Linked DNA regions of Homo sapiens: region 1 is linked to region 2. The links are chromatin contacts, found by Hi-C or POLR2A ChIA-PET in ENCODE. All regions are on one chromosome and are shown on one strand. Each heading gives the region's core, a stretch centred on a gene start or an enhancer-like site at or near the end of the contact. The rest is flanking DNA. Distances are from core to core; before and after follow the strand shown.

The links. A loop is a pair of places that touch in the nucleus more often than their neighbours do. ChIA-PET counts read pairs that join two places held with the same protein, here RNA polymerase II (POLR2A). Pooled maps may share reads with other maps.
Region 1: a map of GM12878 shows a loop between it and region 2 (3-fold over the local background). The contact joins two enhancer-like sites. A Hi-C loop is called at or near these places in 3 of 168 maps with a recorded cell type or tissue (GM12878, left ventricle myocardium superior and naive thymus-derived CD4-positive, alpha-beta T cell), 7 of 37 single-sample maps with no recorded cell type and 17 of 50 pooled maps. POLR2A ChIA-PET finds 5 or more read pairs at or near these places in 1 of 52 experiments (activated naive CD8-positive, alpha-beta T cell).

The regions. Positions count from the first base shown.
Region 1 is chr9:20,041,752-20,044,456 of GRCh38, forward strand. It overlaps a transcript of SLC24A2 not described here. Among named protein-coding and RNA genes, the nearest start is that of SLC24A2, 250 kb to the left of the region's middle. Within about 2 kb of position 1,385, at least 2 of the 41 ENCODE cell types and tissues checked have a DNase peak (open chromatin) inside an H3K27ac peak, as active enhancers do.
Region 2 is chr9:19,997,850-20,000,549 of GRCh38, forward strand. It overlaps a transcript of SLC24A2 not described here. Among named protein-coding and RNA genes, the nearest start is that of SLC24A2, 210 kb to the left of the region's middle. RefSeq lists an enhancer at 1,451-2,650. Within about 2 kb of position 1,367, at least 4 of the 41 ENCODE cell types and tissues checked have a DNase peak (open chromatin) inside an H3K27ac peak, as active enhancers do.

The sequences.
Region 1 (2,705 bases), core at 135-2,634, 44 kb after region 2:
ATCTGGCCAAATGGCTAAGTAGCCAGTCGGGGGTCTAAGAAGCACATGCACAGAAGGGCTTTGAGCTCTGCCTCTTGGCAGGATGCCCACCCATCAAGTTCTTCCAGAGTGGGGAGTTGGCAATGCGCACTCCTAATCCCAGAAGCACTTGACAGGTAGGCTTGCTGCCGAGAGCCCCCCTTTCTGTCCCCTCAGGTGCCAGACTCTGCACTGTGGCCGCAGCAGCTACAAGCGCTACCATGAGACAAAGGAGAAGAGTCTGGCACCTGTGGTGGGGAGCCTGTCATCTTGTGGTGGGACATTTGCCTGGTACTTCCTGGCCTGGCAAATGTGCCACTGAGGGGAGCACTGTCCCTGGTGGGCAGACTGTGGCAGGAATTGGCTGGGGTCAAGAGGGCACAGCTCTGGAGATCTCCAACCTGCCATGAGTCCAGCACTTTCCAGAAGGCAGCCTCTAAGTATATTTAAATAATAAGCAGGAAGAAATGGTGGACATTTGTGGTGTCTAGGGAAAGGAAAAGAACAACTTCACTTAAAGATACAGTCACAAGAGAGAAATCTGAACTGAGTGTACACCCCTGAGGAACTCTGGAATATCTGAGAAAGCATCAAGGATTTCATTTGCATAAGGACATCTGAGCCTTCTGGAAGAAATGTTATAGAGGACTTTTAGAGCTGACAGCTTGATTCTGCAATCCTAGATCTAAGATTTCTGAAGTAAGAATGAAAACCAAAGTTATCTAACCCTAGGGGACTGAGTCATGGGAGAAAGCACCCACCAAGGTAGGGGTGAGAGGACATGGCCTTCCTTCTGGGTCCTAGGCCTTATTGCTAAGGGACATGTTCATTTATCCTTCCAATATTCTCCTTTTCAGTAGCAGAGAATGCAGGCATACCTCCTTTTATTGTGCTTTGCTTTATTGCACTTTGCAGGTAGTGTGTTTTTTACAAATTGAAGGTTTGTGGCAACAATATCTATGTGCCATTTTTCCAACAGCATGTGCTCACTTCATGTCTCTGTGTCATGTTTTGATAATGCTTGCAATATTTCAAACTTTTTCATTATTATTTTATCTGTTGTGGTGGTCTGTGACCAGTAATCTTTGATGTCACTATTTTAATTGCTTTGAGGCACCACAAGCCATGCCCATGTAAGATGGAAAACTTAATTGATAAATGTTATGTGTATTTTAATGGCTCCAATGACTGGCTTTTCCCCATTTCTCTCCTTCTCCTTGGGTCTCCCTATTTCCTAGACACGATATGGAAATTGGACCAATTAATAACCCTACAATGGCCTGTAGGTGTTCAGGTGAAAGAAAGAGTCACACACCTTTCACTTTAATTCAAAAGCCACAAATGATTAAGCTTAGTGAGGAAGGCATGTCGAAAGCTGAGACACGCCAAAAGCTAGGGCTCTTGCACCAGTTAGCAAAGGTATAAATGTAAAGGAAATGTTCTTGAAGGAAATTAAAAGTGCTACTCCAGTGAGCAAAAGAACGAAAAGAAAGTGAAACAAACTTATTACCTATATGGAGATATACAGAGTGATGAATGTTGTTTTCTTGCCTGCTAACACAACACCCATTCTGCAGCCCATGTGTCAAGCAGTAATTTTGACTTTCAAGTCTCATTATTTAGAAAGTACATTTTGTAAGGTGATAGCTGCCATAGATAGTGATTCTCTCTGATGGATCTGGACAAAGTATATTGAAAAGCTTCTGGAAAGGATTCACTATTCTGGATGCCATTAAGGGCATTTGTGATTCATACCAGGAGATCAAAACATCAACATTAATGGGAGTTTGGAAGAAGCTGATTCCAGCCCTCATAGATGACCTTGAGAGGTTTAAGACTTCAGTGAGAAAGTCACTGCAGATGTGGTGGGAATAGTAAGAGAACTTGAATTAGAAGTGAAACCTGAAGATGGCACCGAATGGCCACAATCTCATGACAAAACTTGAACAGATAAGGAATTGCTTCTTATGGAGGAGGAAAGAAAGTAGTTTATTGAGATGCAATATGCTTCTGATGAAGTTGCTGTGTTGAAATGATGAAGAGGATTTAGAATAAACTTAGTTGATAAAGCAGTGGCAGGGTTTTGAGAGGACTGACCGATTTTGAAAGAATTTCTACTGTGGGTAAAATGCTATCAAACAGTATCACATGCTACAGAAAAAAATCTTTCATAAAAGGAAAAATCAATCAATGCAGCAAATTTCATTGTTGTCTCATTTTAAGAAATTGCCAGAGCCATCCCAACCATCAGCAACCACTACCCTGGTCAGCAGCCATCAACGTCAAGACAAGACCCTCTACCAGCAAAAGATTATAACTCACTGAAGGCTTAGATGATCACTAGCACTTTTTTTTTTAGCAGTAAAGTATTTTTTATTGTGTATATTTTGAAACACAATGCAAACTTTTTATACATAATGGTATTCCACACTTAATAGACTATAGTGTAAACGTAACTTTTACATGCACGACGAAACCAAAAAATGTTGGTGACTTGCTTTATTGTGATGGTCTGGAACCTGAACCTGAAATATCTCTGAGGTATTCCTGTATATGCTAAGCCTTAAAGCCTAAAGGTCTGCAATCACAAAAGACAGAACCTACCATTTCTGCTCTGAAAAGAGCAGTATTTGTGAGCACAGGATCCCCGAACCACCATGAACGCATGGGGAGGGCAGGGAGGATGT
Region 2 (2,700 bases), core at 117-2,616:
GAAGCTCTTATTTCCTTCTCAGTTTGAATCAGATTTGAATCAGAATTTTATCAATAGAAGATTCAGCATTAATTTTCTCTGGCTCTTTCCAATAGGCCCTCCTAGTTACTATCTCTTAGTTCATACCTGGCATCCTTATATTTTTGGGAAAAAAGCCAATACTATTAAGGATAAGCCATACAATAATAAAAATTATATTAATAATAATGCATCTCTCACTATTTAGCACTTACTCTGTGCCGGAAGCTGTGGTAAGTAATTTACATTCATTGTCTCAATTGGTCTTCACAATGAAACAACAAAATCTGTAATTATCATTTTCTCCATTTTAGAGATGGGAGATTGAGATTTAGACATGGCAGGGCTAGGATTCAAACTCTGGCAGATGAACTCTGAGTGTGCCCCTCTTCAGAAATGGGTCTTCCATTCAGACCCATTCAGGGGTTAACTCAGCCTGAACTCGCCCACACATACCCTGTTTTGAGCTCAACTTCCTTCTGGCAGCAGTACTTCCTGAAGCCTGTCAATGATTCACTTCCGGGTCACCTCTACCCTCTGTGAGCCTTGTGAGACATTTTAAATGCCAGAGCCACATTCATTCATTGTAGCTCCAGCATTTCTTTTCCTAGGGACATGCTATTTTCATTAGGATTAAAACAGCCCCCAGCAATAAATATTAAAAACCTGCCCAGTGAAAAGAGCAGCTTCCTCAGAAGCTTATGAGGATTAGAATTTTTAAGCAGGCCCCGCTTCCTATGACCACCCCTCTTCTCCATCCCTTTGTGTGCTCCCACATGGGTGTGCTTTCAGCATCAATCAGATTTGCTGTTTTGCTCAAATCCGTTCATACTAATTGTCTGCCCATATTGCTGTGTGCTCTGGACAGAATGGTCTGGGAGAAATAGAAACTCACTCCTTCTCCCACCCCTGGGGGGATTCAGATTTTGTGTGCTTGATCTTTGTTGGTGGCAAGATAAAAATGCTTGCTATACATAGCAGCTTTCCTCCTTCATGTTCAACGGCAGCCCTGATGATGGGGGACCTCAGCCATCCTATTTGTTCTAAAGCCACCCACAGAAGAATCAGACCAGCAGAAGCCAGAAATAAGCTAGCTGGGGCTGCAAGTCTCTTTGTGTGTGGTGATATAGCAGAGAGACTTGGGAAAGTCAATTATTTTCAGTATGAGTTTTGGTTCCACTGCTTCATGGTGTAAGATGGGGATCCCCAATTTGTTCATCTGTAAAATGAAGATGCTAATGCCTACCCACTGGGGCTATTGGGAGAATTAAAGACCTATATAAAGTGTTTAGTGCAAGACTTGGAGCAGGGAGCCACGGCTTTGCCTGTCACTCCTTCGCCTCCCTGGCTGGAAGCCTGAGTAGTAGGTGAGGCATTTATTATCCATGTTCATTAACATCCCTGAAGACTTGTGGTTCCTGTATTGAAAACCACACTGAGTGTTCCCAGTTAATTGGGTGTCCTTGGGCCTGAGTTTCTCTACACAAATATATGAGCTTGGGATTTTTAAAAAGTATACAGTAATTATATTCTTGGACAAATGGTACCTTTTCTAGAAAAGCACAGAGAATTCTTTCAGCACTCAGGGCTAGGTAGGAATTGCTTGATGTATGGGTAGCAACTCATAGTAACTAATGATTTACAATAAATACTCCAACAAAGAAAAGTCTGAGTAAACTCTATATTTCATCCTCATGGCAATGAGCTACAAAAGGTTTGCATTTTAAATCAACTGGTGGTTGTACCCCAGAAGGATGTGGTCTAAATAGATTTGTGTGACAGGGTAATTACTCATCACGGAAAGGATCCCAGCTGTCATCATGGTTTCTCACTAAGCAGTCAGTGAGTGAGCAGTTATGGAATTACAGGGCTGACCTCCTGTGTCCTGCCTTACAGTCATCCTGAGCCAGAGTCACAGAGTTTCATCAGGGGGACCCAGGAGGCACAAAGCAGTCAACACCCATGGCTGAGAATCAAAGTCTAGAAGGGGCCTGTTTTCAACCTCTTCATCCGGGTCACTGGTGGCAATTTTGCCAAGTGACTAAAGAGCTAGACTAGGAGTTCCCCAGTTCAGGGTCTTAATGGCCTGAATGTTCAAGACAGTGTGGAGAGGTTCAGAGACTGCAGTCTTTGGGGTTACACAGACCTGTGCTGGAGTCTCAGTCTTTGGGGTTACACAGACCTGTGCTGCTGCTCACTTTGTGATCGATCTGCAACTAAAAAACCACATTTCTCTGATTTACTATTTTTCTAGCTGTAAAATGGAGGTAATAATTCCTACTTTAAAAGATTTTAAACTAGTATGTATGGAAATGGTTGGCACTTAATGAACATTATTATTTCACCTTTTGAAGTACCATTAGGTGCCAGAAACTGTGCTAAGCATATTACATGGACTTTGCTCATAACAGTTCCCTATTTTATGGATAAGGAATTGGAGGAATCTTGCCCAAGTAGCTAGTATGCAGCTAGTTAGTAGCAGAGACAGAATTTGACCTAGGCAGGTTGGATCCAGACTGCCCTATAATCATCAGAGGGTGAAAACATACCTTCAACTGGAGTTTCAGAGACTTTTGTGCCAGTTCTTGATAAACATTGTATAGGTATAAACTCTATCTTCAAAAAGTTTATCCAGTCTCATTGGAGGACAAGGGAGAAACATCAGAACACAAACGGCCCTGA